3 separate regions of the Homo sapiens genome follow, and all the other regions are linked to region 1. The links are chromatin loops, found by intact Hi-C in ENCODE. Cell type or tissue: mammary epithelial cell. All regions are shown on one strand. Region 1 overlaps DMD (dystrophin). Region 2 overlaps DMD (dystrophin). Region 3 has its middle 35 kb from the start of FTHL17.

Region 1 (8,000 bases):
AGCTTCCAGGGCCCTGTTGTAATGCTAATTACACTTCACCATTCTGTACGCTAAGCCTCCTGTGACAGAGCCCGGGAAATAAAAACATGCCATACGTACGTATCATAAACATTCAGCAGCCAGTTCAGACACATATCCACGCAGAGAGGGACGTTGACCAAATTGTTGTGCTCTTGCTCCAGGCGGTCATAAATAGTGGTCAAACAATTAATAATCTGCAGGATATCCATGGGCTGGTCATTTTGCTTGAGGTTGTGCTGGTCCAAGGCATCACATGCAGCTGACAGGCTCAAGAGATCCACTGCAAAAAACAAATAAAATCACAAATGACTCAAAGAGTAAAACCTTCCTTTCAGTGTCCTTTTTCCTCTGAGAATCCTAGCTAGGACTCTCTCATACCCTTTAATAAACACCAAACGTGAACCACACTCTCTTTGAAAGGTGTTTTATTTTTATGCCTCGACTCTAAGTTGATGAGTTTGATCAGTATTCAGGATCTGAAGTTGTTCTTAAATCTCACTGGCATTGGGTGAAGATATGGGCAAAGATATAATTCCCATCCTTGGATTACTGGGGAATATCTGAGAGTTAAGGGGACCTAGCCTGTTCTACATAAACAGAGTCAATTGTCACCTGAATAAGAAAAAAAAAATGTTTTAGCAGAAATTTTTAAAGAGATCCGATGATACTTTCTTGTATTAGCATTAGAGAAGATCTGTTAGATTAATCTGTATGGCTAAGGTTGTGTAAACTCTATTTCTAGCTATGCATTTATAATCATTAAGCGCTTTTCTCCTTGAAATATCAGTCACCTCAGCATCTCTCTGCTACCCTAATATTAGGTGAAAAAAATACTCTCCACTAAAATTTTCTATAGGCAAACTAAAGTAATTGCATAATCTATCCAGTTTTCAGACCTGAGGCTCGCTTATTTCTCCTTTCACCTTCAAATTGTATTTCATAATATTCTTTCTAAGTCCTCTAACAACTTTATAAGGCTGAGGGAGGAAAATTCCCTTGATCTGAGGAGGTGTTTAATCTTATGCTGGGGACAAAAATTTAACAAAAGTGAAACTTCAACCTTGTCCAACATCAGCAAATCACAAGCTTTATTCCCAAGTGTCATGAAAAGATGCATTTCTCTAAAGCCAATTTATTAGCCAAACTAGAAACACAACAACATTGCTTTTATACTACCTTATACACCTAAGCTCTGGTTGGAATTCTCAGTCCTTTGAGGCAAGGAATCAATGCTAATTAAGTAAATCTCTCATGCATCTAGGGGGAAGGGGCAATTCAATTATAAATGTAGTTCACATAAATAGAGGTAAATCCCGCTCAGTAAACACCTTTCCCAGTAATAAAGAAATGCAAACTTAAGGCTTTAGTATATTTTACAAGTTATTCATGGCCAGTTCTAATTAAATATTAAGAAAAAAACAAAAATAGTGGTTAATACCTATGTAGGTTTGTGCAAAAATACTTTTCCACCTATATTGCGCACACATTTTTCTCTTTTAAAAAAAGGAAAACAGAAAATCCTGGAGTTTCCCCAGAAGCATGAAACAGACATGGTGGTGGAAGCAGGAGTCTGCACTCCTCCCTTGGAAGGGAAGGCCCCTCTGTTTTTGCTCTGAAATACTCTAAAGATAGAGAAATGACCCTTTTCATGGAAGCTGAGACTTTCTTTAAAGTGGGAGGAAGGAAGATAACTTGGGAGACTTATCTGAAGAATCAAGTGAGAAAAATAATAAAGAATTTTAAAAAGCAATGCAAGGAGGCAGGAGGACGGGAGGACGTGAGGAGGGAATGGCTGAAAGAAGACTGCGTGGGAGGCTGGAGCGAGGTCCAGAGACAAAAGACTCAAACTTTTCTTCTCTCTCTCTTCTGTGTGCTTGTTTTCCTCAGAGGGCACATACTCAAGTGCACGTAGTAGGAACACTTAGAAACACGGTATGCCAGCTCCATTACTGGAAGAGAGGAATGGATTTCTTCCAAACACCAATATTCCCAACATGTTTCCTTATATACTGAAGGAAGCTATGGGTGGTTTGAAGTTTTTCAATTATTTTCTTTTTTGTTACTCTGCTTTAGTCATCATAAATATTTTGCCTCTGATCCAGGCATTTAAGAAGTAACTAGTGAAAATTTTTCGAATCACTTTTGTATTAAGAGTCTTATTTAGCCGTGTGATGGAAATGAACAGAGAAAAACTGCATGCATTTCATTTTATGGGGCCTGCTCTTATCTCTGTACAGGTGAATGGGTAACACATAGAACAGCAAATGTTGAGTAGAAATAGCTCCAGAGGGGAGCAAAGCAATTGCTCTGAAATTACAGGAGCAGAAGATGACACAGTTAGGAGAGAAATACTGTGCAGTGTGCTCTGCTAAAACTGGATGTGGTTAAACACAAGAACAATCCATCACAGAAGACTGAAGAGCACATTTCCCTAAACAAACATGTCAAACAGAATTCAACTTTCATGGAGCTATTTTGAAAAAATTTCCATTTAGGTATACACAATCCATGCTATGGACCCGAAAAGGAGGTGAGAATATCAATAGGGACAATTTAATTGCCATGCATATGCTTTTCAAAATGAGCATCTTAGAGAACACACCTAGACTTTTTGATGAAACATTAAATGTAATGATTAGCTCTTTCTAGGACCCTCAATAAGCAACCAGCAGATACAGTTGTGTGAAACCATTGTTTCCTTAAGCTAGGAATTTCCATTAAATATATTATATATATATATATATATATGTGTGTGTGTATGTGTGTGTGTGTGTGTGTGTGTTTGTGTGTATTCACTAGTAGATATATCTTTAAAGCTACATAAAAACCCAAGTATTCTAATACATCTTCACTTTCTAAATTATGTTTACAGTAGAGGATGCTATAGGCTTTGAAGCCATTGAAGAACAGGGACCATGTGGTGGTACCCTATGCATGAGGGCTGTGGGGGTGAGAGAGGGTGGGGACAGGATAAAAGAAATGGCTGACTCTCCAGGATCCTCTTTGCTGTGCAGGAAAAGCAGACAGTGGCGGTTGGGGGGCGGCGAGCAGGCAGGACTTCAACACAGGGATCCCACTAATGGTTCCTGAGGCTCTGGTTGTGCCTAATCATCTTCTCAACCTTCTAGCTTCAAAAGCTCATTCTTTTCCTTTCTATGTATGCCACAGTAGCTAACTCTTGCTATTCCTTCCTATGTAAGACAGATTTTTTTTGTCTTTTACAGAGTGATAGACTCTTAGAGCCAGAAGGTTGCTTTAAAATCATTTTGCAGTTGAGACAACTGAGACCAGAGATATGGAGACTCACTCTGGGTGTTATGGCAGGATATCTAGGTTTTCTGATTTCTCATGGAGGTACATATTGTAAGGGGGAAAAGTGGGTGGCAGAAGGTGTCCTTACTGACTTTACAGAACAGGAAAACCATTCTGCATTCCATGCTAATGACAACAGTAGGATAAAACAGAAGCACCAAAAAGTTGGTTAGTGGAGAAAAAAAAAGTCTCATGGTGCCCATATAACCCCAAGTTCATCCTATAGGTCAATCTGTATATTCTATGTTGATGTATAAATAATTCTGTGATCTAATTAGCACAGAAACAGAAAGAGGTGAGTAATGGTGGAAGAACTGCTGTATGTTTGCTGATTTTTCTTGCCCAGGCATGCCACTCTACAGGCAACTTACACTTATGGCTGAGGGACCTCCCAAGCAAATCTTTGCACTTCAAGAAAGTCAATGCACTTTGATGTAGTTGTCTGTGCAGTAAGGGTTAATTCCAGAGAGGCTGGAGTTGGCACGAGATGACTTGCTAAAATATCTACACAGTGCAGAGCCCTGGTCAAAGCACTTGCTTTTCAAAGTGACTTACTGTGTTGAAGTGTAGCCATGGGTTGCAGGTTATCACCATTGTTTATTGCTAACAGTAACATTGACCATTTTTACCCGGGCACAGTCAGACCAACGGAAGCCACTGAGTTTGAGGCTGGTTACATAGGAACAGTATGCCTAGGTTACCCACGGGATATAAGAAACCCTGGCTGAAACTCCAATTTGTGCTCCCTGGTTTCCAAGGTGTTCTGTGCTCACATCAGTAGCTCTTGTTCCAAGAGAGAAAATGCATCGTGGTGTGGCTCTTGCAGACAGAGGGCAATTATAGCTTGCACCTGTCCTCTCTGGACCCTATGCTGTGAGGCAGGCTGTGGCTGTGACACTTATTCTTGTTTTAATGTTGTGGGTATATTGCATCCTTTTTCTGCAAGGAACTCTAGATTCGTAAGCACTGTCATTTGGTTCCTGTGAGTCCTCTTTAGCAATTGAACCCTGTTTAACTTCCACTGTCAGGGCAGTGAGTGTCAGAAGCAAGATTGTTTAGAACACCTCCAACTCATTCTTAGCTAAAAGTATGACTGAGGCATTATTTAGAAAGAAAAAAAGAAGATTCTGATAAAAGGGATGAAAAAGAACCTTTGAAGTTGCTCAACAAGCTACGCTTGGTTGAAAAGTAACACAGGCTTTGAAATTGGTTACTGATGGTGTAACTTTCTAGTGGAATCTGGAAGTGAGAGAACTTGAACCTAAGGAGCTAACAAAATGGATTAGGAGGCAATTGCAAACTGATGGCAAGGCTGCTAAAAAAAAATCCAAAAGCTAATGTTAAGTTCAGAATTTCTTTCCACTGGGCTTCACCCTCTCTGGCCTGCAGGTGGAGTCCCAACCAAAAAGCTGAAGCAACTATCATTTTTGAGAAATGGGCTACACCTGTGAGACCAGTTACAATTAAAAAGATAATTCAAGTGGGGCACTTACAGGTATTCCCTATGTCACTACAGGTTTCTTTTTTGATGCCAGACCTAGTAGTCCCTGAACTGGGGCTACAATTAAGAGTTTCAAAGGCTGGTAATATTCCAAAATAAGATACTATGGCTATTAGTTGGTACTTAAGCACAAGCATTCCACAAGGATCAATGGAATGGATTACTCCTTCCTTGTGCCTTGCCTAATTGAAGCTATCACACAACCCCATCATAGGTTGAAAATATCTTAAGTCACAAATGCATTTAATACACCTAACTAACTGAAACTCACAGCTTAGCCTAGCCTACCTTCAATGTGCTCCCAACACTTACATCGGCCTACAGTTGGGCAAAACTGTCTAGCAACACCTTACACAGTAAAGTGTCAGTTGTTTAGCCTCATGATCTTGTGGCTGACTGGGAGCTGAGGTTCAGTGCTGCTGCCCAGCAAGGGGAGAGAGTATCATACCGCATATTACTAGCCTTGGAAAAGATCAAAATTCAAATCTAGAAGTAGAGTTTCTATTGAATGCATATCACTTTGCATCACTGTGAAATCAAAAAATTGTTAAGTTGAAACTTCACAAGTTGGGGACTGTCTGCATTGTGTGGTGTGTGTGTGTAGCTGGGGAAGAGGTTTGGCTTAAAATTAATGATAAAAGGAAAAAGGTGAGATTGTTGCAAGGGGAAGGAAACCACCAAAGATACTTTTTTATTTCTTTTTTCTTTTTTTTTTTTTTTTTTTTTTGAGACCGAGTCTTGCTCTGTCACCCAGGCTGGAGGACAGTGGCGCGATCTCGGCTCGCTGCAAGCTCCGCCTCCCAGGTTCACGCCATTCTCCTGCCTCAGACTCCCGAGTAGCTGGGACTACAGTCGCTCGCCATCACGCCTGGCTAATTTTTTGTATTTTTAGTAGAGATGGGGTTTCACCGTGTTAGCCAGGATGGCCTCGAACTCCTGACCTCGTGATCTGCCTGCCTCGGCCTCCCGAAGTGCTGGGATTACAGGCGTGAGCCACCGAGCCCAGCCGATACTTTTTTTTTTTTTTAAAGGGAAAACCTAATATAATGTTGCTGCCTACGGAGAGGTTTAAAATAAGAGAATAATATGCTCCCTTGGCTTAGACTCAGATGCCTCTTGGGGTGGGGGACTCTGCTAAAACCTCCTCCTCCTTGAAAGAGCCAAGATGTGAGTGGGAGAGTCAGCCAACCTATCCAACACACTGGATGACGAGATGGGCGTTCTAACTGCGACTACAACACCATGGAGCAATATTAATGTGGCTTTTGGTTAGTATTCGTTAATGTCTTTTGGTTCTTCTTTCACAGGACATATCTGTTATTAATCAGCTGTGTCAGGAAATAACCTGAGGGAATATTTACCCAGTCAAATCTGAAGAACAATGATTTATAACAATCTCAATAAACACTGTGTGGCCATCAATTGTGATGATGAAGGTTTAACAAAGGTATTGGGCATGTGATAGAAGGCTTACGTGCTGTATGTTTCATCTGTCATAACATTATGTGTTTAAAAAAATAGCTATTTGCCCCATTACTCCGTGTGGAAAGCCATTAGTGGGTGGAGGGACAATTGGGACAGCTTGAATCAGTGACAGATATTTAAGTTGAATTTGGTGGGCCTACTTTCCTGAGACTGAAAAGCTAGAAATTGGATATGGATGGCTACAGAAATTTCTGTGACATACCCAAACCAAAGTCCTTTTAGGAGTGACTACTATTCATATGATTTTAGCCTAGTCACATTTTTGTGTCTCATGTGTATTTCCCATTAAAGCTGCTATTTCTCAATGGCAACATGTCTGGTGGGCCAAGGGGCATGAATCCACTTGAAATAAAAGAAACTTCTATTAGGAGAATTAGGAACTGGGCTAGAGATACCTGGCCAGGTAGAATTTGCTTTGAATGAGAAATGATAAACTGACGAGAAAGACTTCCTAGTGCAAGAAGCGCACTTCAAGGGCATCCAATTCCAGGAGGAAGGATAGGGATGGCAAGCTGCCAAGGTTGATAGCTGGAGAATGGAACCAATAATTACTAGAAAACGGAACCTACGAGGTGTTCTTTAATCTCTTTAGCATCTGACTGAGAGAAAACCATTCTTTCCCTAGTGGGTAACAGCTAAACAAGATTACAGTATTTCCCCTGGGAGATAGATGGGTCATGTTATGAGACCTCTCTTGGGCACTAATATCTGTCAAACCATATAAACTGAGAAAATTAGTTTGGCCATGTCCTCAAGACGTCTTAAACTCAGAACTAACAGAGACATGGCCTCTAACCTATGTGAAAAATAATACATGGTATATAGAAAAAGTAGATTTTTGTAGGACAGTGGCAAAATAATTACACTGGCCTCTCGAGACCCCCTTGCTGTGGAGGCAGCCTGTGGCTGTGGATCCATATCCTGACAGTAATGCTCTTGTAATGTAGCCTTTTCTGGCAATAGAGCGCGGATTTGTAAGCCATGTTATTGTGGGTCCTGAGAGTCTTCTTTAGCAACTGAAGCCTATCTAATGTCACCCTTAGCGCACCATCAAAAGGTGAGGTGCATTTACAGAGAAGGCGGTGCATTTTTCACCTGGTTTGTCATGGTGAGGGCGAGTCCAGAAACTGTGACTATTCACACAACTCCAGCCTGTACCAAATCTCTATAATGTGTGCTTTAGTTGCTGAATAGAGGCAAAATGTTCTCTATTTCTTACTGTTTGCAGAATATTTGTCACACTTATCAACTGCAGTATATTTAGCCCTATGGTTTGGGCTCTCTCCAACCCACCACACATTATTAATAAACTAAATACACTTGCTTTGTTAAGTGCGTTTTTATTTCTGCTCTTACAAGTTGGCTTTTTAATTTTAGAAGCCTCACACCTGTAGAATGTCATCAGAACTACAAAGGGAGAAAGAAAATGCTTAAATTACCTTCTTCATAACTTTCAATGGAGTATCAGCTATATGAAACAGTTTATAAATCCTTCTTACCAAGATTTTATCTTTGTTCCTGCTTTTCTACCAAGTTTCATTTTCATTTCCAATGTGTTGAGAGGCAGTAAGGAGTCATGCAACACTTAACTGATTACAAACTGGGGACATTATAGGCCAACGGTGATGCTCTCCACTTAAATAGTGAATTCTCTATAGTGGATACAATTGGGTTATTTGGC
Region 2 (8,000 bases), 79 kb after region 1:
AACAACAGGTGACTTAATTACATAGACTTCAGTTCAAAATGCTAAGAATAACTGACAACTGACAACTTTGGAGGACAGATTCCTACCAAAGTAATCACATTAGTGCTGCTCTCAGTCATTCAATTAGTTTATGATTTTCAATAAATGAATAATCATATAATAGAATAATCCAAAATCTTATTTTTAGGTTTTTTGTATATATAACTAGTATTAACCCTCTCTGTCAACATTTTTGCTTTCCTTAAAGAAATATAAGAACATAAAATTTTAGTCTAGGTGTGGCGGCTCACATCTGTAATCCTGGCACGTTGGGAGGTCGAGGCGGGTGGATCATCTAAGGCCAGGAGTTTGAGACCAACCTGGCCAACATGGTGAAACTCTATCTCTATAAAAATACAAAAATTAGCTGGGCATGATGGCGGGTGCCTGTAATCCCAGCCACTCGAGAGGCTGAGGCGGGAGAATCACTTGAACCCAGCAGGTGGAGGTTGCAGTCCACTGCACTCCAGCCTGGGTGACAGAGCAAAAAAAAAAAAAATAAAAAATAAAATAAAATCCATCTCAAAAAAAAAAAAATCAAAATTTAACACTCTGATATACCATTATAATTATTTATTGTAATTGACAACGCAAATACAATTTTGCTTATTTGGTTGTTCTGTTCGTTGTAAATGGAGTACAAATTCTAATTTTTGTTAGCTCTAAATCAAATTTTAAAAGTAAACAGAATGTTTAAAGTTATGTTTTATTTGCTTAACATAACACTTAAAACAAGATGAACAGCAAAATATAAGACCAGGCCTGAATCCACTGAGCTGTCTCCTCTATGAACTTCATAAGGCATCTTACATAGAGTAAGCAGACAGACTTCCAGACTTACAGTTAGAAAATGCTGGTTTGAACCTGGGCTCTAACACTGTGATACTGGGGGAAAAAAAATCACATAATGTATTGAAATAATAAGTATTGTTGACTATAAAATGGAAATCTATCCTACATATTTTACGATATTCTTTTAAAATTAAATGAAGTAATATATGCAACTTTATGTAAGTAGGTACTTTATAAACTAGAAAATTAAATAACTGCTAATTTATTTTTTAGTTTAGTAAAGTCTACAAAAACATCACTTAACTATATATCAAATATAGTCACTTAGGTTATTATTCTGTTTATTATTATTATTATTATTATTATTATTATTATTATTTGAGACAGAGTCTCACTCTGTCGCCCAGGCTGGAGTGCAGTGGCATGATCTCTGCTCACTGCAACCTCCGCCTCCTGGGTTCAAGCAATTCTCATGCCTCAGCCTCCCGAGTAGCTGGGATTACAGGTGCACGCCACCATGCCTGGCTGATTTTTATATTTTTAGTAGAGATGGGGTTTAGCCATGTTGGCCAGGCTGGTCTTGAACTCCTGGCATCAAGCAATCTACCCGCCTCGGCCTCCCAAAGTGCTAGGACTACAGGCATGAGCCACCATGCCCAGTCTTATTTACTATTATTTTATTATTTTAAAAATCCTAATTTCCTGAATTTTTCCTGGAAATGCAGATAAGTAGGTAATGCATTTGGTGATGGTAGTATTAATAGTAATGAGCTAATACCTCATCCTGAAAATAGCTCAAAGATTACCTTAAGTACATATTGACTCCCTAAATATGTGAATAACAAATATAATTGTCACATAAATACAATTATGCAATCATGTCAACTAAATACAATTTGCAAATATTTTGATTGTTTAAGGTTGTATTTTCAGTGTACTATTTAACAGTTATACATATCTTATTAGTCTACAAGACTTTAGACTACAAGGACAGTAGTCTTCATGGTCCCTACCTGCCTAGTATGGCAGCTATGATTATTTGCTGAATGAATAAAAATAATACTCTAAAAAGTGTGTTCATATGAATAATTTTTCATTCATGATGCCTCTATCCTAAGCATCTTATATATAGGATCTTAATCCACAGCAATCTGAATTCCCTGCAAAAATTAAAAGAAGTCTGATATTCCTTCACTCTATATAACCTTGAAAAGAAACAAGGCAAAAGCAAACAAACAAACAAACAAAAAATCCAGTAACTTGAAATGAGACTACCAGGTTTGCTTTAGGCAAGGTAGGCTATGAACTAAGCAATTTTAAAGCTTGGAGTGAGGACAATTTAAGTCAAATCAGTTTTTTGGAATGTCCACAAGACACTAAGTATATCATGAAAATAACATTTAAGGAAAAATAAGTACACAAACATGAGAGTAAATGAAAATATTCTAGTTATTTGCAGACTTGGATGTCTTAAAATCTAAACTTTTTTAATATGGTAAATTAAATGACAAATTCATATTTAAGTGTAAATTAAATAAATGTCAACTATAAATGAATTATATTATTTGAAAATGGAATTATATCTGTGCTATTACGCTTTTCATTAGTTGAAAGTACAAGTTGCAAACTAGCAGACTTTGGGCTAAATTTGGCATGCACAAATGTTTTGATTAGCCCACACAGTTTTTTTTTTTTTAATCTGAATTACTCAACATTTAAATATTCAGAGATATTTTACAGAATAATCCAACCTTCTGACTTCTCATTTAAAAGGAATGATTTGTCCATGCTGGGCTCCTATTCTTGCATGACAATAACTTTCCGGAGCCACCATTCTATAACGGCACATGTATTCTATAGTCCCTACCAGCTCCCATTAACTTACGCTTCGCTAGCCTTGCCCAGTTACAGTAGCAGGCTAGCCCCTCTGTTGGCATTTCAGTTTGCAACCTCTGGTTTAGACCAGCAAAGGCTGACCATAGCAATCTTAGAGTATCTTAGTGTGCTTTAAGTCAACTGACACTGACAAAAGAAGAAATAGAAAATTGGAATAGCCCTGTACTATTTAAGAAATAAACACTGTAATTATAAATTTTCCCACTAGGAAAATTCCAAGGCCAAATCATATCACTGGCAGAAATACCAATCTTAAAGAAACTCTTCCAGAGACTAGAAGAGGCAATGCTTCCCTACTTGCCTTTATGAAACCAGAATAATCCACATACCAAACCTTGACAAGAATGGCAGACCAATATAACTAATAAACACAGATGCAATAACTCTAAAGGAAATACTATCAAATGAATTCTAAATGAATGTTTAGCATCAAGTACTGGGCCAACTAGATATCCATATTATGAAAAATAAAACTCAATCTCTATCTCACATATTACACAAAAGGTCAATTCCAGGTGTACTATATATCTAAATGGAAAAGTTAAAAAATAGTAAGTTTCTAGAAGATAATAAAAGAGGATACATTCATTATCTTGTATTAGGAAAGATTTCTTAAAGAGGACACAAAAGAATTAACCCTAAGGAAAAATTTACATATTGGACTATATTAAAGTTAAGAACTATCAATCAAAAAAACAATTTAATTAAAAGGAAAGCTATAAAATGGGAGAAGATATTTGCAACACATACAATTTACAAAGGGCTACAAACTAGAATATGTAAAAAAAACTCCTACAGATCAATAAGAAAAAGAAGGATGAATCAATAAAAAAAATAGGCAAGAGACTGAATAGATACTTCACACAACAGGATATCCAAAATGGTCAATAAATACACGTAAAAATATTCAACCTCATAAGTAATCAGACAATTGCAAATTAAAATAACAATGAGATTCTACTCACACACTCACTGCAATGGCGAAAATTTTAAAGACTAACAAGTATCAAGTATTGTTGAGATGTGGAGCTACTAGAACTTTCATATACTGCTAATGATGGTGTAAACTGGTACAACCACTTTGGAAAACCAGGAGTATCTACTAAAGCTCAGCATATGCCTACCCTCAACATAGGCAATTTTACTGCAAAGTATATACCAAACACAGTTGTACACACGTGTGTGCCAAAAAACGCATTAAAGAATGTTCATAGGAGGCCTTATTCATAATGTCTTCAAACTGGAAAGAACCAAAATGTTCCCCAACAATAGAATGGATAAATTATAGTATACATTTTAAATGGGATATCAAATTGCAATGAAAATGTATGACAGATTCATGCAACAACATGAGTTAATCTCATAAACACAATGTTGAGTCCTAGATACAAAAGGTTATATACTGTACAATTCCATTTTTATAGAGTTCAAATAAACAGGCAAAACTCAACCATAGTGTTATAAGGCAGAGTAGCAGTTACCTTTAAGATGAGGGAGGAATAGTGATTGGGAGAGGGAATGTGGGTGAGGTAGGGTGGTGATTTCTGAGGTAGTGGTTATATTCTATGTTTCTCCTCAAGCTTTTCATTTTGAAAATTTTAAACCAATTGAAATGTTAAAAGAACACCCATAAACCATTCACTTAGACTCCCCAACTGTTAACATAATATTCGCTTTCTCTCTCTCTCTCTCACCACTCCCCCAACCCGGTGTGTGTGTGTGTGTGTGTGTGTGTGTGTAGTCTGGTTTAGTGTGTGTGTGTGTGTGTGTGTGTGTGTGTGTGTGTGTGTGTAATCTGGTTTAGGGCTACTGATAATGTTTTATTTACTGTCCTAGATGGCGAACATAGGTGTATTCATTTTGTGATAATTGCATTGAGCTGAACATGTTTCATCTGTATACTTTCTGAATGTGGGTCATTCTTCAAGCAAAAAAAAGAGATTCAATCAACTTATTTTTTGAAAACGCCCTCGAAAACAATGCATTCAATACAACACATTACTGAAATACTATGGGTAATGATTTTTTGTTGTTGCTGTTTAGACAGCGTTAGGGAAAAACTACACCATATTTTCTGATCTATTTATTGAACAAGGATACCTCAATGTGGCAGTGAGGCTTGGGTTAAAATTGTTATGTCACAGCCTCACCTGCTGGTTGTTTTCCGTAGCCATACTCTACACTTGCTTCTGTATTATATGGAGATAAGAAATCTCCCCATACTTGCTGCTTTTAAAATGTTTTTAAGACAAGGTTGTTCAGGGCACAGAATGAGACACAGAGCGGGGCTATGGGGGTTACTGCCAGTGCAGGGTAGATATTAAATTGTCCTATCAGTTAATCGACTAAGTAAAACACAGTTCTGACTCCCCCTGCCAAACAAATGGTTAAACGAGCAAGCTAAAGAAAGGACATAATAGGCCAGGTGTGGTGGCTCACGCCTGTAATCCCAGCACTTTGGGATGCCAAGGCAGGAGGATCGCTTGAGCCAAGGAGTTCGAGGTCAGCCTGGGCAACATGGTGAGACTACCCCCTGCTGCCATCTCTACGAAAAGAAAATACAAAAAAAAGGAAAGCACATAATATTTTCCAAAGCTTAGATAAAAAGTAGGATAGATGACCTGAGGATGAAAAAGAAACATAATTATAGAAGTTTTTCCTTTGTGTTGTTTACCAACAGAAATGAATTAACAATACGGCACAACAGAACAAACACACAGCTTAGACAAAAGCAACTTAGTCCCAGATTCTAGTCCATAGCAAATGATCTAAGATAGATCCAGACATCTCAAAGCCTCAGTTTCCAAGTCTGTGGGAATAAGAATAATCATATATGATACTCAAACATTCCATGGGATATTGTAAGAATCAAGTGTGATAATAGAGGTGAAAGTGTTCGATAAAGTGCTATACAAACACATGGGGCTATCTATAAGTTATCTACCTGAATATATCCTCTACCCGAACATCCATGGCATTAGAAAGACCATGGGATCAGGTATCAGAAGATCTGGTTTTCTAGACCAGTTTAGCCATGTTACTAAAATTACTTTCCCCTTTTGGACTTCCATTTTCCTATCTGTAAGATGAAGAGTTTGGGTTGGATTATCTTTGACATTCTTTCTTCCTCTTACATTTCACAATTTTATCTCCTCACATTTGAGTAAACGTACTTCTGCAGTCTAATTAGCTGACTGAATACTGATGACCCGTTATAGAGGTGTGCTTTCAGAGATAAGTTAAAGGACAAGCTTGTAATCTTAGGGTAACAGTTTTGGGAGAAGGAGATCCATTCCCTTAAATGATAATGGCAGAAATGACCACTAAAGGAAGGCAAGAAGTATCTGGTTTATGGCATTCTGAATCTATTTCCCCAAATGGAAATCAGATGTAAAATTCTTGTGCTCAGAGACGTAGTGTTGATTGAAGAGTGCAGATCCACGTGATTCTCTTAGTGTCATATTCATGTGTGTTTCAGTAGTGTAAACTCGGAATTGAATAGTTGCCTGTGTTTGTAAGAGACATTGTAGGTTTGCTTTTTTATTTTTATTTTTTCTTTTGAGATGGAGTCTCACTCTGTTGCCCAGGCTGTAGTGCAGTAGCGCGATCTCGGCTCACTGCAAGCTCCAGCCCCGGGTTCACGCCATTCTCCTGCCTCAGCCTCCCGAGTATCTGGGACTACAGGCGTCCACCACCACACCTGGCTAATTTTTTGTATTTTTAGTAGAGACTGGGTTTCACCGTGTTAGCCAGGATGATCTCGATCTCCCGACCTTGTGATCCGCCCACCTCGGCCTCACAAAGTGCTGGGATTACAGGTGTGAGCCACCGCGCCCGGCCGTAGGTTTGCTTTTAATATACTTTCAGAATGTGTGTGTTAGCATTTTTTTTTCATATAACAGCTTTATTGACATTTAGTATACATACCATACGATTCGCCCATTTAAGGTGTACAATTCAATATTTTTGTTTGTTTGTTTGTTGAGACTCGCTCTGTCACCCAGGCTAGAGTGCAATGGCATGATCTTGGCTCACTGCAACCTCCACCTCCCAAGTCCAAGCGATTCTCCTGCCTCAGCCTCCCAAGTAGCTGGGATTACAAGCGCTCGCTATGAACGCCTGGCTAATGTTTGTATTTTTAGTAGAGATGGGGTTTCACCATGTTGGTCAGGCTGGTCTCGAACTCCTGACATCAAGTGATCTGCCCGCCTTGGCCTCCCAAAGTGCTTGCATTACAGGCGTAGCCACCACACCCGGCCTTGACTTAGTACTTTGTATTGGTGATATATGGAATTGATTTCAACATTTTTTGCCATTCTAGGGTGAAAGTGCTACAATAAATTAAAACCTTATACCAGCCAAAGAAGAGGCAGCTCTCAATTGTGAATGTTGAGAATATACTTACAAGAAAAATTTAACTTTGGTGATGTAATAGCTTCATTTGCATTACCTAAAGCTTGAAGTCAAAAGCTAAAGTATTAAGCGTACAGAAGCATGGACTCTATGAAAGAAACAATCCAAAAAGTGACTTTTTTTTTTTTTTTTTTTTACAATGGGAGACATTAAGAACTTTGGTAACTAACTCTTCAATATGTCCCTGATGACAGACCAAGGATTTATGACCAGAAGAAGCTATTAAGAAAATCTTCCTGAGGTGTTAAACATTGAACATGGATTATTCATGAAAAGATAGGAAATCTCTTTTCTGAATCAGAAGAGAGTAGATTCTTGTTGATCTGGAGTGGTTTCCATTTACTTCTGCCATGGGAATAAACTGAATGATTGCTCTATAATTGAATAGTCTTTTAAACCATACTCTATAAATTCTATAACTATCTTATAAGTATGGTATCTAAAAATAAGACTGATAGCTTGAGGACTCATAGTTGTGAAAAACTATTGAAAGTATCATTGAAAAGGCTCAACGTTTTCTATTTTCAAAAAGCTAATGGTAAGCTATTTTTTAATCCAATGGATGATGGTTTCAGTAAAGGCAATTTTGTCACAAAGATTTTTATGGGAATCTGCAGTATGTAGAAAGATTCTCCTGAGGAAACGTGCTTACTGCTCCCTTTACAGTAGGTCAAGAGTCTCTGATTTCTAGCACAGAACTATTTTCTAGGCATCTTTTAAAACCCTACCTAAAGGCAGATGAGTGGGCCCTAATGTTACAAAGAACTACTCTGAGCTAAGTGAAAGAATTACAGTTGGACAAGTGGGAACAAATAACATGGTTCATAGCTGCAATTACTGCTCACATGAATTTTACTTAT
Region 3 (8,000 bases), 180 kb before region 1:
TGCTGATAAAGACATACACAAGATTGGGTAATTTATAAAGAAAAGGGGGTTTAATGGACTCACAGTTCCACGTGGCTGGGGAGGCCTCACAATAATGGCAGAAGGTGAAAGGCACATCTTACATGGCAGCAGACAAGAGAGAATGAGAATGAAGTGAAAGGGATTTCCCCTTATAAAACCATCAGATCTACTGAGACTTATTCAATACCAGGAGAACAGTACGGGGGGAACTGCCTCCATGTTTCAATTATCTCCCACCGGGTCCCTCCCACCACACGTGGGAATTATGGGAGCTACAATTCAAGATGAGATTTGGGTGGGGACACACCCAAACCATATCAACAAGTAAACTTAAAGCTTACCTGCAGGGTACCTAGACACCTGAAGAGCCAGCCCTAACACTTCTCTCCAGCTACCAGAAGAAAGATGGAGTAAGTTATGTTGAAAACTTTTTAGCCAGCCAAACCATCCATGCCACACATCACAGTTTTCTTTGGTCCTGATTTGCTGTGATCTGTGAATCCTTCCAGGTATTTTTCCACTCCTCTCCACTCACACTGTACCACTTTTACCAGACCATTTGCAACTCCTCTCCCACAGTAAAGCTTCCTACATCCGTGCTCACTCTCCTCCCAGACCTAGCTATAACCCCGTTGCTGTGGTCTCTCAAGTGGAGGTGTTCCGTCTCCCACTAGCAGGGTGTGAGGTTGGGAGGTGAGGCATGCAGGCCCTCACCTGCCTCTTCATTCTTCTTCCAGACTGTCCCCCACCCTCTGGGTTTTTGAGACTCCCACAGTGCAACTATGCCACTCTCTGCATCTCCTCATCTTTGTCATCTTCCAGCTTCCTTGCCACTTCCTCTCAGTCAGTGATGACCCGTTGTTTTCTGTCCACCCCAATCCTGCCATCATCCCATGAAGGTTGCCCCCCATGTAGAGAACAAACCACCCTTATCATTTCAAGCTGTGGATCTTCTCTTCTTCCATGACCTGTGCCTACACTCCCCTTCAGTCATTCACCCCATGGCCCTGTTCTGGATCTCGTCACTCTTAGAACTGTATCACCTCTGGCATCTTATGTTTACATAGCCCATTCTGACAACAATCTCAGTGTCTCCCCTCCCCCAGTTACTCCCACCACACCTGTTGGTTAACTTCAAGTGACCTCTCCTCACTTGACCTACTAATTTCCCCTATATAATATCAGCTCCCTCCTATCTTCCCTTCTCCATCTAGCTTAAATTCTGTGGTCCATCAATGTAACCTCTCTTTCACCAGGATTCTGAACAACGTTGTTCCATTGCCTGTCTAACAAATCAGTGTTTCTCTCTTGGATGAATTCTACTCTTGGATAAATCCACCTTCCTGCTTTTTGCTTATATGTAGACAGCTGAGCACTGCTGGAGAAAATCACACCACTGGTGTCGCCATAAATCCATGACATCTAACTTCACCTGAGGCCACCTTCCATGCATCCAGGAATCCCTTCATGTTTCCTAGTCAACTAGCTCCTTCTTAGTCTCCACTTTTTCTACCCTCATCATACCTCTGGTCTCGCTTCTCCCCCTTAATCTCTGCAGAAGTATCTTGGTTCCTACTTCACTGAGAAAAAAGTCATCAGGTGGGAGTGCACAAAATTTTTGGCTGCCAGACGTATAAATATCTCTGCAACTATACCCTTCTCTCTTTTTCCCTCCTGTAAGGATGGAAGAGGTGTCCCTCCTCCTATCTGAGAGTAATTCTACCTCTGTGTTCTGGCCCCTCTTCTACCATCTCCAGATTATCATCCATTTTCTCTTCTGTCTCTATCTCGAACACCTGTCTCCAGCCTCTCTGACTACTGGTGCCTTCCTGTCAACATTTAGAAACACTTAAGCCTTTCCCACTCTTAGCATGGCTTCCCAATCCTATGTTCTCTTCTTGTTACTTCTTCCGTTTCTTCCATTTTCTCCCACATGTTTTATGGCTAAACTTCTTAAAACAATTGTCTACTCTTGCTTTCTTCATTTTCTACCTACTATGGACTCCTCGACCCACTACAGTCTCATCTCTGAGCTTACCATACCACAAAAACAGCTCTGGTCAAAGTCACTAATAATTTTTCTTGTTAAATTCAATAGACTTCCTTCCTCTAATTCCTTACTTGCTCTCTTGGCATCTTCTTTGTGTTGAAACATTCTCTGCCTTTGGTTTGGTGATACAGGGCACCCAGGTTTTCCTCCTACCTATCTGGCCACTTGTCTCTCATACTGAGTATATTCCTCCTATACTTTTAGTAGAGATGCTCCTTGGAGTGCTGTCCTTAGCAATATTCTATTGTCACTCTATAAATGTTCGGGGGAGAGCTCACCATGCTCATGGCTTCAAATATCATCTGCTTGCCTCTCTCTCCTCTGGTTGTGCCCACATGATGGTTTTCTCTATTTCTTCATTCTCTACTGGTTATTCATTTCCTTCTGGTGGGGATTCATTATTTGTTGCCTGGACCACTTCCAACCACAGGACTGTATCCAGCACCTAAATATTTCTACCACAACTTCAGTTGGTTTTTATTATCTACTTTTCAAATAAAAGCTTATTGTTAACTAACCATGGTTCAGTGGCAGTTGATCTGATATGAGCAAATTTTCAGTAAGATCCTGGTTCTAGAACTCACATTAATTGACTTAATGGTGATTTTTTATTTAGACTAATTTTGATTTTTTTTGAATGAAGCTTAAAATTCCAAATTATATCCAGAAAATCTGTTAGGCTTTCAAAAGGGCATTTGAGATTCTACAGTGTAAGTGAACATATTCAATCCTGTGCATAATAAGCAGAAGGAGCCTGAGACTTATTTTGGATTACCCAGTGGCATTCTAAGATATCAACCTGATTCAACACAGCTTACAGATAGATTTAAGAAAATGGGTTATGTGGTTATTCTCAAACAACAATAGCCACCAAACCATCTAATAAAGTGTGTGGGGTGCAGAATGAGTATGTGATTGGAATATGGTGCATCAGCCTTGCAAATAGCCACTTACTTCCAGAGTGGGTTGCAATTTGCTCTACGTCAAATGAATGGTGAAACGGCTGTATTGATTCATTGCACGATTTCTAAATCTATTGAGAGAATGAAAGAAAGGTTTAAAAATTCTTGATTTTATGCTTACTTTTCAGGTTGTAGAAAATGGATTTGACAGAAAACACTTGCACCTTGTTTCACTGAATGAGATCCCTCAGATACTGTTTCCAGATGATGGTGTTCTCTCGCCAAACATACTTAGCAAGAGGAACAACACACTTTGAAAATGCCTATCAAAGGCATTTAATCATAGTATAAAGACTCCCGGGGCGAACGGCGTAGGACAATCCTGCCCTGTTCACCATTACAGGTTTATTTAATGTATTCTGCACAGTGATGCTTCACATGGCAGTGAGGATGTTTGATATAGGCATCAGGATGTTTCTGATCCCCTAGGAAGCTTTTCTGCCTCAACAGGTTGCAAGGCTCCATGGCTGCCTTTGATGAAGCCATTTATCTTGGTGCCAGCAGGAGGGTGTTGAAAGTGTGTGCACGGGAAGGTATGCAGCAGATTATGCATGCTTTTGTGGAGTTAGATTATTATTGACAGTCAGCTTGGAGAAAAGTTAGGTTATTTGTCCTTCTGTATAAGGCTGCTGAACTTCTTTTATGAAAACAATGAGTTAGGATAATAGGGAGAGGTTCTTTCATTCCACCTCCCTGCTACTTATAGGATGCTTCGCTCAGGAGATATTGTAAAACAATTTCCGGTAGGCGTTGTGCCCATAGAATGAAATAACTTGACTGAAAATTTGTGCATTCATGTCTGCTCATCTGTAGTCTGCACTTCTGGGCAATGTCTGTGAAAACCGCAGAACCCATGCTCAAAATACTAGATAACTTAAATAGTAGCATGTGCCTGAACCTACGTCTGTTAGCTTTTGCTGTGTAACGAGCTTTCCCAAAACATGGTGGCTTTAAGCAACAATCATTTAGCTCATAATTTGGCAGGCTTCCTGGGAAGTTCTTCTGGTCTAGTCTGGCTCTACTGATTTCTGCTGGTTTCCTTCATCAGTCTGCAGTTAGCTGGAAGTTCCAGCAGGTGGCCAGATGAGCCAGAATAGCCTCACTTAATGTGTCCGGCAGTTGGCTGGATATTGGCTGTTAGCTGGCTGACTGTGGTTCTTTTTGAAGTGGCCTTTTATCCTCCAGAAAGCTAACTGAGACTCAGTCACATGATGGCCTCAGGATCTCAAGCACAGGAAGAGGGCAAACCCCAAAATGCAAGAGTCTTCAAGCCTCTGCTTGAGTCATGTTGCTTGGCTGTTGTTCCACTGGTCAAAGCAAATCACTTAGTCCAGATTCAGAAAATAGAGGCAAGTGCCCCGCGTCTTGATGGGAAGAGCTGTGACATCAATCTTGCAAGGGTATGGATGTAGGGGGCAGGAGAATTTTTTATCATATTTTACAATTTACCACAGAGCTATTTAGAATTTATAGTGTTTTCACATGCATTAAACCTCACTATAGCTATGTGAGACAAAAGCTATGATTCCCTTTCCACAGATGAGTAAACTGGCTCAGAGAATCTGAGTAGTTTAACCAGGTAACAAGCAATAATGTTTGTGCCCCATGGCACAGCAGCCTGAACTGTAAAAATAGAGAAAGCCTCTGCCATGCCATTAATTCTAAAACCACATCTTTGGTATCCCAGCATGGATTTTCTGTTTGTTCATTTATCTCATATCAGATGGTTCCCAAATCTAATGAGAATCTCTGACACTTGTTTAATGTGTCATCTCCTGGCACTTGTTAAAATGCAGATTCCAGGGCTCCACCAGAGATTCAGATTCAGCCAGTTTGCTGAGGATTAGGGGTCTGCATTTTTGACAAGGAACTCCGGGAATCCTGATGCACATGGCCTGAGCTCTACAAGTTGAGAAATACTGGCTTCTATTATGATACTGAGTGTTCCCAGCATGGCGTATTTTCATGCTAGAAAGTCCACACATGATATTTCCTTTGGTCAGCTTTCCAGATCTATGAGTTAATAGCATTTGGGCAATTCTTTAATTTCTCTGAGGCTTTGTCTTGACAGCTTCAAAATAAGGACAATTGGAAAGACTCCCATAAGACTGGTGTGAAGATTAAATGACTAGCCTATGAAGCACTGAGCCCGGTGCCTAGTAGATCCTAAGTGTTCCTTTTTCTGCTTTCTTTATCCTGAGAAGCTACAAGACCAATTGATAAGGCAAGTCTATGAGATGTGAAAAAAGTTGTTTGTAGAATACACTGCAGACTTGCACTGTCAATGCCTGTAAGTGAGAAGTGATGGTCAAATATTCATCAGCATGTCAAAAAGCACATAGCTCTGTTTGAGAAAAAAAAGTATCAGATTCTTTAGACGCCTAAGAATCATGATTGGAAAGAGTGACGGGCTTGGTAGGCAACAGCTGTTGTCATTAGAGACCCAACTATATGCACAAGAGGCACAGAAGGGCTGGTCATGCCTCAACCCCTCCAGTCTTTTCCAAATTGCTGCGAACTTTCAGTGTCAGCACTATTGTCTGTACATCCCCAGACAATGACAAAATGTATAATGATTCTATATTAAGACTTGGCCTTACTCAAGTGAATCGTGTCAATGTGGATAGAATCCCTACAAAATATTTTCTTATAATAATATAAATGAAGCATCTACAACATGGCACGTGGCATATTATTTCCAGATCCTGTGGGGGTTTTTAAAAAAGCTTCTGTGTTAAAGTGATGAGCAAATAGCTTGTTTCCTGCAGTTTTGCTATTTCAGCACTTTCTTGCCTATTTTTTATGCTTCTTCTCCCACTGTATCTCTGTCCAGTCTGTTTCCCCTTTTCCTTCATAGCTTCTGTCTTTGTAAATGTCATGATTTTAATTCTTTGTTTCTTCTTTCTTGTGTGTGTGTGTGTGTGTGTGTGTGTGTGTGTTTTAAAGAAAAGGTGCCCTTTTTATCTAAACAATCAGAATCCAGTTTAAAATGAGTGTCTTTATTCTGTTTTATGGTATTTGCCTCTCTGCCTGTGGTCATCGTCTCTACCAGCAGATGGAGCACATCTCCTATGTTAAACACCACCGTAGGTTGTAGGGTGGGGTGTTTTTCCCTCATCTGTCATTTTTGCTGCAGTGAAATAGTAGTTGGAAGCTGGTGTAATACAAAGCAAACCCCCTAATCTCGGCTAGACTACAGCATATACTTTTCTGACTCATGTCAGCAATGCAGGGCTTAACAGCAGCTGATCTAGATAGGCGGTAGCTGAAAAATAATGAGGGTTTTGTGCATGTGTGCATGCTTTTGTGGTCTACCCTTTTTTTCCAAGAGTTGGCAGCTTTGCGTCAAAGGTACCCTTTCTTCTCCTCTCTCCTTTCCTCTTCTTCCTTTTGAATATCTTGACTTTACCTCTCTGCTCTTTCTCCTTAGTGTCAAGGCTCCCGGTTCACAGTGATATGCACTTGTCTTTAAACCTCAAAGTAAAATTATAGGTTGTTAGAGCGTGAAGGAAACTTAAACATCATCTAATATTGAAAGCAATAGGGCCCAGGTTAACAAAAGATTCATAATGAGATTTGGCACAGCCCATGTCATTGGATCAGACTGTTATTATGGTCATCATTATCATTGTTATTGAGCTGTCATTCCTTAATGTTGGAATGATGGCATACAGAATTTTCTTTTTCTTTTCCTTTCTTTTTTTTTTTTTTTGAGACAGGGTTTCACTTCTGTCACCCAGGCTGGAGTGCAGTGGTGCAATCTCGGCTCACTGCAACCTCCGCCTCCAAGCAATTCTTGTGCCTCAGCCTCCCAAATACCTGGGACTACAGGCATGCGCCACCATGCCCGGCTAATTTTTGTATTTTTTGTAGAGACAGGATTTTACTATTTTGCCCAGGGCTGGTCTCGAACTCCTGGCCTCACGCGATCCATCCACCTCGGCCTCCCAAAGTGCTCATATTACAGGCATGAGCCACTGCGCCCGGCCATATAGAGAATTTTCTGACTTGCCTGTTTTAACTAAAGTTACCGAACAATACTGTCAAAAGCTGATTTGATCATTTTAATCAAATCAACCAGCTGTTTTAACTTTGCTGTATGTTGGGGAAGACACAAGCCTGAGCTTTCGAATCAGTTTGTTCCATATGTTGCTGCTGCAGTATCATGTGCATTTGGAAACTTAGATACTTAGAATTTCTCAAAGGTCTGTCAGAATCAACTGGGATACTTGGAAAAACACAAATTCCTGGGCCCCATTCCTGTTCTGCAGCACTAGAATCTTTAAGCTAAGAGCTTGGGAATTTGCATTTTTAACCATTTCCCACAAGTGAGTCTCATAGACCTGAAGTTTGAGAACCTAAAACTTAAGATATGATGATCACTGATTCTTGCTGCATCTCATCTGTTTTGGCTGGGCCTCCCTCACTAACCACTTCCATTTTTGGGAAAGCAAAGCAAAGGGGCAGAACTTAGGATTGGGAATCTTTTTTCCTAATTCATCATTGGATACAGCGTACTTTGGAGTTAGATATACCTGAGTTTGAAACCAGACTTGACTAAATGCTTACTATGTGAGCTTCAGCAAGTGACTGACCTTGCTAAGATTCAGCCACCACATTTGTAAAAATGCGGGTCATCATGTGGACTTCATAGAGCTGAGGTAAAGATGAAATTAGATGATGCTTATAAAGGGCTTAGCACAATTCCCAGATGCTGGTAAGTGTGTAATACATGGAATCTATTATCATTAATGGCAGCATTTCCATCCACTGAAGAAAAATTCAGCCCATATGACACCAAAAGCATGATTCACAAAAGAAAAACTGGACACACTGGACTTCATCAAATTAAAAACTTTCGCTTAGAAAAAGACCCTGTTAAAAGGATAAAAGACAAGTCACCAACTGGGAGAAAATATTTGCAAATCACATGTCCAACAAAGACTCCTATCCAGAATATACAAAGA

The links. A loop is a pair of places that touch in the nucleus more often than their neighbours do. Peaks named below come from ENCODE experiments on the same cell type or tissue, not always from the same donor. Only the 100,000 strongest peaks of a DNase experiment are listed, where the experiment ranks them.
Region 2: it touches region 1 in a loop (18-fold over the local background); 8 of 110 quality-filtered maps call a loop at or near these places.
Region 3: a loop joins it to region 1, with 6 times the contacts of the local background. A loop is called at or near these places in 12 of 110 quality-filtered maps.

Annotation. Positions count from the first base shown.
Region 1 is chrX:31,209,399-31,217,398 of GRCh38, forward strand. It overlaps DMD (dystrophin), which reads right to left. Exons shown (of 79, transcript NM_004006.3): 65 at 100-301. Among named protein-coding and RNA genes, the nearest start is that of FTHL17, 140 kb to the left of the region's middle. In mammary epithelial cell, a CTCF peak has its summit at 4,726 (motif pointing right); no DNase peak of the experiment used is centred here; H3K27ac peaks cover 970 bases.
Region 2 is chrX:31,288,728-31,296,727 of GRCh38, forward strand. The region is part of intron 62 of DMD (dystrophin); the gene reads right to left. Among named protein-coding and RNA genes, the nearest start is that of FTHL17, 220 kb to the left of the region's middle. In mammary epithelial cell, a CTCF peak has its summit at 4,879; no DNase peak of the experiment used is centred here.
Region 3 is chrX:31,032,961-31,040,960 of GRCh38, forward strand. No RefSeq gene overlaps it. Among named protein-coding and RNA genes, the nearest start is that of FTHL17, 35 kb to the right of the region's middle. In mammary epithelial cell, CTCF peaks have their summits at 4,106 and 6,087 (motif pointing right); a DNase peak (open chromatin) is centred at 4,161.